Regions from separate parts of the Homo sapiens genome. Here region 2 is linked to region 1. Evidence: chromatin loops called from intact Hi-C (ENCODE). Cell type or tissue: Caco-2. All regions are shown on one strand.

What was found. A loop is a pair of places that touch in the nucleus more often than their neighbours do. Peaks named below come from ENCODE experiments on the same cell type or tissue, not always from the same donor. Only the 100,000 strongest peaks of a DNase experiment are listed, where the experiment ranks them.
Region 2: it touches region 1 in a loop (10-fold over the local background); 8 of 110 quality-filtered maps call a loop at or near these places.

What each region holds. Positions count from the first base shown.
Region 1 is chr7:108,494,733-108,499,732 of GRCh38, reverse strand. It overlaps PNPLA8 (patatin like domain 8, phospholipase A2), which reads left to right. Exons shown (of 11, transcript NM_001256007.3): 6 at 2,156-2,250; 7 at 2,978-3,149. Among named protein-coding and RNA genes, the nearest start is that of PNPLA8, 29 kb to the left of the region's middle. In Caco-2, CTCF peaks have their summits at 2,212 and 2,416 (motif pointing right); a DNase peak (open chromatin) is centred at 2,425.
Region 2 is chr7:108,112,386-108,117,385 of GRCh38, reverse strand. It overlaps LAMB4 (laminin subunit beta 4), which reads left to right. Exons shown (of 34, transcript NM_007356.3): 3 at 1,225-1,382. Among named protein-coding and RNA genes, the nearest start is that of LAMB4, 15 kb to the left of the region's middle. In Caco-2, a CTCF peak has its summit at 3,085 (motif pointing left); a DNase peak (open chromatin) is centred at 3,055.

The sequences.
Region 1 (5,000 bases):
GGTTAGTAATTCTCCACTGGAGGTGATTTTGCTCCCTAAAGGACATTTGGCAGTGTCTGGAGACATTTTTAGTTGTCACAACTAGAGCACTGCCACTTGCATCTAGTTTGAAGAGGACAGTTGTGACTAAACATCATACAGTGCACAGGACAGCCCCGCAAAACAAAGATTATCCAACCCAGAATGTCAGCGGTTCTGCTGTTGAGAAAACTTGGTTTAGGGGAATATGGGAAAGCAGCCCAGATGGGAGGTTTGTGCGGAAAGCAGTAATGTATGAGGGATTGAGAGAAAAAATAAAAAACCCTGTCTTTGACTTCTTTGTTATAAGAGAACCTACAGTGGTAGACACAGACAGCTGTGGCAACTTGGCAGATATATACGTATTTAAATTCATTCGGAATTTATGAGTACAACATTTTTAAATAGTTAAGTTTCCCAATTATACGAGTAGTTAGAAAAACCTGAGAGAGAAAAAAACCCCAAAACCATAGCTCACAACTCTTAAGATTATTTTAGTATTTTGATTTATTTTCTTCTAATCTTTTTCTGTGTGAACATATACGTGCCTATTTTATTTCCTTTTTGTGATAATAGAGGTCACATTGTTAAATATATTTTATCCAGCATTACATTTAATTCATCATGTCTTGTCTTGAATTAATAATGTACCTCTTTCATAAGATATCTTAACTCTCCTCAAATGCACATTATTTGTTGTATTTAAAAAATCAGCATCTTTGGTTTTCTACTTTAATCTTACATAATTTTCTAGTTACTTCTTGTTAACATTATCAAGCACAATTTGACACTCAAAATTTTTTGATGCCTAACTACCTTTGTGTTCCAGGACTTACCTACCCCCTACCTTGTGTTGGGAATAGAGCTTTTCATCGTTTTTTTATTCTCCCACTGTTAAAAATTGTCATGATACACACATGACAGTTTACATGGTACATACACCCTCAATTGGTCTATATCTCCTAAGCTTTTTCATCGTTTCGCATTCCTTCATGAAGCTATTAACTGCTGTTGGCAAGGATTCAGAAATGAGCAAAGTCAGCAACATTAATTAATATACCATTAATATAGAGGGTTAACCTGAAGTTATTGAGAGTTTTTAAAAATGAATAAAGAAAAGGGAGCTTAAAAATCTGACTGGTGGCCGGGTGCAGTGGCTCACACCTGTAATCTTAGCACTTTGGGAGGCTGAGGCGGGTGGATCATGAGGTCAGGAGATCGAGACCATCCTGGCTAACATGGTGAAACCCTGTCTCTACTAAAAATACAAAAAAAAAAAAAAATTAGCCAGGCATGGTGGCAGGCTCCTGTAGTCCCAGCTACTCGGGAGGCTGAGGCAGGAGAATGGCATGAACCCAGGAGGCGGAGGTTGCAGTGAGCCCAGTGAGCCACTGCACTCCAGCCTGGGCAACAGAGTGAGACTCCATCTCAAAAAAAAAAATCTGGTGAAATATGTAAGACAAAAATGTATAGAGTCATAGGTGACCAACTATGTTAGTAAGAGAGGAAACCAAGGTATGGCATTCCAAAACCAGTGAGTGAGTTTTTAAGTGTTTTCCAGTTTTTTTTGTTTTTTTTTTTGTTTTTTGTTTTTTTTTTCAATTTTATATTGGCATATCTTTGTATTCTTATTTAGTTGTTTGTTGGTTTTTGGCATTCTTAAGAAGTGTATTTGAGTGGATTTCTTCTTCTTTTTACTTTTTTTTTTTTTTTCTGTAGAAATGGGATCTCGCTATATTGTTCAGCTGGTCTTGAACTCCTGGCCTCAAGTGATCCTCTTACCTCAACCTCCCAAAGCGCTGGGATTACAAGAATGAGCCACTGCCTGGCCAGATTTATTCTTAAAGAGATACTGTTCTGCAGAAGGATGGGTTCAGTGAAAAAACAAGAGAGAGATACTAATATAAATTTTAAAATGTGCTGCCTTAGTGTAGGTTTTTTTATCATTTAGATATTAGATTTTCAAAAGTAATACTAAAAATTTGGACAGGCAATTTTTACTGATTTTGATTTATATTATTAATTTTCATGTTAGCATATAAACTCTAAAAGCAATTATTAGATTGTTTTATTCAACAGCTTAAATTATTTTTTCTTTAAACAGGAATTGTCATTTTGTCTTTAATCTTTTCTGTAGGGGCGTGGTTGCTCTCCAGACCCTACGAAAATTAGTTGAACTTACTCAGAAGCCAGTTCATCAGCTCTTTGATTACATTTGTGGTGTAAGCACAGGTAATTATTATTATATGGAAGTGGTGCATTCTGGCAGTACATTAAGGAAAAGAACATTAAGCACTTATGTTTAAGATCATAGTCCTTTGCCTTCTTCAGCCCTCTCTCCATACCCCAAAATTTTGTACTTCCTTTTTTGTCTTTTGTTCATGGTTATGCCAGTTAGGCACACTAGGTGGCAGTGTGTCCTACCTATTATAGCTAGATATGGAATCAGCTGTTTAAAAGGACATCCAAGAGTACCTAATATGTTTAATTACATTGGTTCCTAGGACTAACTTGAAGGAGAATTGCTTAGTGATTTGGTGAGTTGTCAAATATACCATATTCTGTGACTAAAACTAAGTAATTCATTGATGTTAGAAAGAACGTGAATTATCTACCATAGTATCTTATATATAATTTAATGTAAAACAACACATTTGTAAATATTTTTAAATTATTATTATTATCATTATTGGGGGTAGCATTTATTTAATCCTTTTTGAGACCTGGTAAATCCCTTTACATTTGTTAACCCAGTAAGACACATGAATTTTGGTTGTTCTTATTACTCCCATTTTACCCCTGAAACAAATGGGGCTCTGAGAAGGAAAGTCATTTGTCCCAGGTGACATAGCTAGAAAGTATCAACGCTAAAATTTAAGCCAAAACTATGATTCAGGAAATCTTACATCATAAGGGCTATAACTTAACACTGATAAAAGCTAAGGATTCTTTTTTCCAGGTGCCATATTAGCTTTCATGTTGGGGTTGTTTCATATGCCCTTGGATGAATGTGAGGAACTTTATCGAAAATTAGGATCAGATGTATTTTCACAAAATGTCATTGTTGGAACAGTAAAAATGAGTTGGAGCCATGCATTTTATGACAGTCAAACATGGGAAAACATTCTTAAGTAAGTTACAATTACTCTTTTTAAATCTTCTGATTATATAGGTAGTATGTGCATATTATAATTTGAAAAATGTCAATATTAAATTATATTCTTGCATATTATAATTTGAAAAATATCAAGAATATTAAATTATTTGACTAATTAGAGATAACCACTGTTAGTATTTTGGTGAATCATAGTTTAGTAATTGTTTTGGGGGGTTTGTGTGTGTGAGATTTGCATGTAAAAGTTGCAATTGCCTTTTTTAAAAATATGAGATACTTGCATCCTGTTGTTTTTACTTAACATATTAAATGTGTCTCAAGTCATTCTAAAATATTCAATTATTTTTATTTTTATTTGTTTTTCGACACACGCTCTCACTCCCGTTGCCCAGGGTAGAGTACAGTGGTGCTATCTTGGCTCACTGCAGCCTCAACTTCCCAGGCTCAAGTGATCCTCCCACGTCAGCCTCCCAAGTAGCTGGGACCACACGTGTGCACCACCATGCCCAGCTAATTTTTTCTGTTTTTAGTAGAGAGAAGATTTCACCATGTTGCTCAGGCTCCTAACCTCAAGTGATTGGCCTGCCTCCCAAAGTATATATAATCATAAAATATAAGCATAAAATCATCCACAATCCTGTTATTCAGAGCTGTAGACTTTAATATATCTCCTTCTAGTTTATTAGACCTTATACATTTTGTATAGCTGATATTAGATTGTAGTTGTAAATTCGTATCCTTCTCCTTTTTTCAAACGTTCTTAAAATCTCCTGACATATTTTTAAAGACTACACTGTACTCCAGAGTGGGATGTTACACTTTCTTAATCATTTCCATTTAGGATTTTTATGGACATTTACGACATTTATGTTCCTAATTTTTTGGGATTATGAACAATGCTGTCATAGAAAACTTTAAATTTCTTCTCACATTTCAGAATATATTAGTAGGTCACTATATAAGAAGCATATTTATTGGGTCCAATGTTGATGTCTTCTTAAAATAATTATTATATAGGAAATAGAAAATATATCGAGAAAACAATAAAAATAATTTATAATCCCACTAAGAACAAAAGCACTATTAACATGGTGATGTGTTTTTTGTGTAATTTCTTACAGATAGACAAGTGTATATGTGTGTAGTTGTGAGTGTGTGTGTATCCATTCTCTTTACAAAATTCAGATAATGCACAGATTATTTCCTATGTCAGTTAATATTTTTTGAAACATATATTAATGGTTCTTCACCATTTTATGGATATACTGTTTTTTATTTAACAAATCCTCTCTTAGAAAAGGATACTTCAGATACTCTTGCAGTTCAAAATAAAATTTAGATAAACATCTTTACTTAAATCTCTGGCTATATCTTTAAGTAAAGTAAATTTCTAGAAGTAAAATTGTGGGCCAGAGGATATGCATGTTTTAAGAATCTTGATACATACATGGCTGAATTTGTTCTTCAATACAGTGGTTTTAGCTTATTCATCTGCCAACATCAATTTGTATTTCTATTTCATGAAATATTTGTGAACACCAAACACTTAATTTTTAAAATGACATCAGTTTGAGAGATTTTGAAGCTCATGTTTCAATTTGTATCACTTTCATTATTGATGAGTTTAAACTTAAAAAAAGGTTTTGGTTTTTGATGGCTTTTTATTTTTTGTGTGTGAATTTTGAGGGCATAATTTTTGCCTATTTTCTTATGGGATATTCCTCAATGTATTGTAAATATATTAACCATATATTGAAAAAGTGCTAATAATTTTTTAATGTAGAGGATTGAAACATCTTCATTTAGCCAAATCTTTTCCTTTAATGATTTTTAACTTTTATGTTTTTAAGTCTTTTCTACAATCCTA
Region 2 (5,000 bases), 380 kb after region 1:
CATGATGGAAAGAACTATTTCAGATGACCCTACTTGCCCCTCATGCCCGTATAGATGTTTAACAGTTATCTTAACTCGGAATGATTAGAATGCTTGCTCATTTGCATGTAGAGTTTCCTTTGTTTCCTTCTTTATCTAACTTGATAGTTCTCAAACGTTATGTTAGGATTTGTCTACACAAAACCATGTATGCTGTACTATATAGGTAATTTATGAAATTTTCCAGAATAATTTGATTATATGGGTTTATAACTTAATTCCTGAGATTTAACTTTAAATTCAATCTCTAAGTAAGACATGTTGACCTCCCCATTTCCAAAATGATAGGATTGTTTTTGGTGTTGCTTTTGAGATAGGGTCTTGCTCTGTCACTCAGGCTGGATTGCAATGGCACCATTATAGCTCACTATAGACTTGAATACCTGGGCTCAAGCAATCCTCCCGCCTCAGCTTCCTGAGTAGCTGGGACTACAAGCATGAACCACCATGCCTGGCTAATTTCTTTTCATTTTTTTGTGGAGATGGGAGTCTCACTATATTGAAGAAGCTGGTCTTGAGCTCCTGGCCTCACGCACTTCTCCCACCTCAGTCTCCCAAGTGCTGAGATGTACAGGCATGAGCCAGTGTGCCTGGCAAAATTCATAGGGTTTTTAAGACTGGAAGACACTTAAACAAAATTGAGTTTAGGATTTCCCAAGTGTTTTCCTAGTATTGCACAAAATGTTAACCTGATTTGAATAAAAAATGCCTTCCATGGTGAAATAAATTTGGGAAATGCTAGATTAAACAACATTAAAGAGTTTTGTTTTGTTCGTTTTAGTTTCATGGAAGCATCTCTTGGACTTTCATATGCGGGTGTCCATTGCAAATAAGAAAGGGATACAGAATGCAGTATCTTTCAAGTGTATTATTCTCGGTATCTCTTTTTGATGGAGAATCCTGCTGATATGGAGTTCAGTTCAACACATTTTAGAAGTATTTATTTTTAATCCAAATCTGTATTTTGAAATACAGATTTCAAAAGACTCAAAGAGGTATTACACCTCATGCCACCCAGCAAGCAAAGTAGGGACCATTTGTCATCTATTAATAAACTTAAAAGTCTGATACATCTTTGGCCAATATTAAATAAATACATAACTTTCCCCCTTAACCAGTCATTTCTGCAGGCCCTGTGCTGTCCTTAGACTGCCTTCCGTGTAAGCTATTTCTGTTGTGTTCAAGGGTGGCTCAGTTACTCAAAAGCTCAAGATGACTGCAACAGGGGTGCCTGTCATCCCACCACTGGTGATCTCCTGGTGGGCAGGAACACGCAGCTTATGGCTTCTTCTACCTGTGGGCTGAGCAGAGCCCAGAAATACTGCATCCTCAGTTACCTGGAGGTGGGTTGGCTCTTTGTTTATTTGCTGGGACATTATTTAATCAATGATGTAGATTTTTCCAGGTACACCTGGGGCTACTCAGACATTAAAGGAGACAACTTCCTTTTTAAACAATGGAGACACTGGTGCAGTTGTCCCTCAGTATCCACGGGGCGTTGGTGCCGGGACCCTTTCCCCCAACACCGAAATCCATGGATGCTCAAGTCCCTGATCTAAAATGGCATAGTATTTACATGTAACCTACCTATATCCTCCCATGTACTTTAAATAATCTCTAGATTACTTGTAATACCTAACATAATGTAAATGTTATGTAAATAATTATTACACTACATCTTAAAATGTGTTCTTTTTATTGTTATATTGTTAATCTTATTTTTATTTCATTAGGGACAGGGGTCTCACTCTGCTGCCCAGGCTGGAGTGTACCTCAGCCTCTGAAGCAGCTAAAAATACAGGCATGCACCACCACACCTGGCTAATTTTAATTTTGTCTTTTTAGAGACAGGGTCTCACTATGTTGCCCAGGCTGATCTCGAACTCCTTGCCTCAAGCGATCTTCCCACCTCAGCCTCCTGAGTTGCTGGGATTACAGGCTAAGCCACTGGGCCTACCCTGTTATTGTTTTATTGTTGTTATTTTTTCCCAAATATTTTCAATCCTTGGTTGGTTGAATCCACAAATATGGAACTTGCAGATGCAGAGAGCCAACTCTCATGTAATTCAAAGTCCAGGAAACCTTAACTGATCAAAAATAAGGAAGATTTGCTTAATTTCCATTTCCTGTTACCTTCAGAATGAGACATAAAAGTCTTTTTGGTTAGTCTTTGTAAGGAATTGCTATAAAATTTACTAGTCTACTTGGCTACCTTTGCCACTCCCATAGAGGAAACCTAATTGACTCATTTAATGAAGTTTGAAGATTCATCAGGGCCTGCTGCCATTATGCTGAACATGAGTCCTCATTGCTCTGCCTTGAGATGGAAGAGGTGTAGAACTTTGAATTGATTGTACACCAACATAATACTACTTGGAAGTTATACTGTCTAAAAATCATAAATTCCCAATGTGAACATAGTTTTGTGCCTTTTCCCCTTAAAGATCAGTTTTATAAAAGGATAAGTGGCTTTTCAGGTTTCTTTTCCTCTCCATGTACTGGGAACAGAACAAGCATCCAAGGTCATCTGAGTATCGTCCCTACCAAAAACCCTGAGGTAATCACGTCCACCCCATAAATGAGAGGATGTGCAGGAAGGAAGTTGGACATAAGCCTAATGTTAGTGGTCCAGGCTTTTCCATGTATTGTTCATTTAAAGCAACTGCTTAAGTCTCTGGGAAATGCTTTGTATTCAAATTGGTTTCTAGTAAAAGGTGACTATTATAAATAAGTGGAGACAATACTTGGGTGCATATCACTGTTCTAAGTTTGGGAAGTACTTGTGTAAGAAAGCAAATTCTCTGCATGTGCAAGGAAATTACATGGTGGAAGTTCTGCTCAACTCTAGGCCAGGTGACTACTAAGTCCAGGTGCTCTGGACAAAGAATTGGTTCTCAACTCTATTTTTTAGATAGGGTCTCGCTCTGTCACCCAGGCTGGCATGCAGTAGCATGATCACAGCTCACTGCAGCCCCAACCTCCCAGGCTCAGGTGATCTTCCCACCTCAGCTTCCCAAGTAGGGGAGGCTACTCCACCTACTGGTGGAGTAGGCAAGCACCACCATGCCCTGTTAATTTTTGGTATTTTTATAGAGACCAGTCCCACTATGTTGCCCAAGCTGGTCTCCAACTCTTGGGTTAAAGTGATCCGTCTGCCTCAGCCTCCCAAATGCTGGAATTACAGGCATGAGCCACCGCCACTTTCCAATATGAGCGCCAGCCATCTTGTTCTCCCACTGGCATTTGCTTACTGTTGCCTGAGCCAACATACTCTGATGATAATTAGAAATTGGTGTTCTTATATCTCAAAGTTATACCACCAAAAATAGAAGTAACTCCAACTGTGGAGGCTTCTTTTGTCTAGAGAATGACAGAAATCTTAGAAAGCTTAGAGCTGGAAAAAACCTCAAAATATTTCAGGCTGACAAAGTGTATTATAGAAGGGGCTACGACCACTGGTCTAGACAAACATTCACGCAGCATGGAGGATGATTTTTTCCCATCTGTTATCTAAGAAAGAGCTACCAAGCAAAACATTTTGTTCAGAAGCTTCCAGTCAACATTGACCTATTAAATTATCCAAGATGGAACTCACATTTAGTGGCCACAACTTAGCATCCTCTGAAGCCAACCTCATCAAAGATTATACTTCTAAAATGTTAACCAAAAAATGGTCCACAAGCCCTGAAGTTAAACATTTTCTCAAGTAATTTCCATAGTATTATTGGAAATTATTTGAAGACCATCACTTTTGATAGAATCACAAAGCTTCTACTGGTCACTGGGATGGGCCTACCCCTATGCAAAATTTATTTAGATCCATTTTGCCTTAATTTTCAAAAGGCATTTTGGCTTTCTTCAACAATAAGGCCTATAGTGACCAGTGATGCTAAGATACACTGATTATATGAATCTCTCGAAGGGTTGATTTGTTTTGACTGTAGCTGAAATAATCATTAAAATCATCCTGCATTTAATAAATTTTACTGAACATCTACTATGTACCACACACTATTCTAGGTAATGGAGATACAGCAATAAATAAAACCAGGTCCTTGCCCCATTCAGTTTTTATTCTTATTATAGAGACAGACAATAAACCAACAACTGTATAATATAGCCTCAAGTAGTGATAAGGGCTTAGGAAATATATAAAGCAGGACAAAAAATAGAGAGTGGCAGAGGGCCATGGGGGTGAAAAGATGGTGGCATTTTAATAGGGTAGTCAGGGAAAGGCTCTTTGAAATGAAGGCATTCTAACAGAAACCTGAAATAAGGGAAGGAGCAAGAGATAAGACTAGCTGGGAGGAAGAACAACTTGAACTCTTCTGACTCTAAGTGCTTAAAAAATAGCAAGAAGCATGTGTAGCCAGAGTCAAGAGAGTGAAAAGCCAAGTAGACATAAAGGCAAAGAGGTGGCCCTGGCCAGATCATGTTGGGCCTTGTGAGCCATGGCTAGGACATACAAGCAACGTGCACTGAGTGCCACCAGCTGAGCACCTATGCTGTTGTAGGCAATTTCCAGCACAGAAGGTTATAATGATCAGCCCCCGCTTCCCAGAAGCTTTGCAAAAGAGCTCCTTCAGAGTCCTCTGAGTATTAGCCAGGAATAACTGCAGGCCACTGACAGTGCTTTGGAAATCCTTACAGAGCCCCTTAGGAGTTTCAAGTATAGCTGCAAGTAGATGCATTAAATTAAGCAAACTCAAAGGCCAGCCTTTGCTGTTGTAACCTTCAAAAATCCATCCTAAGCAGGCTGGGGTCAGTGGCTCACACCTGTAATCTCATCACTTTCGGAGGCCAAGGCAGGCAGATCACTTGAGGCCAAGAGTTCAAGACCCAGCCTGCCAACATGGTGAAAACCTGTCTCTAATAAAAATACAAAAAAATAGCCGGGTGTGGTGGTGCATGCCTGTAATCCCAGCTCCTCAGGAGACTGAGGCATGAGAGTCTCTTGAACC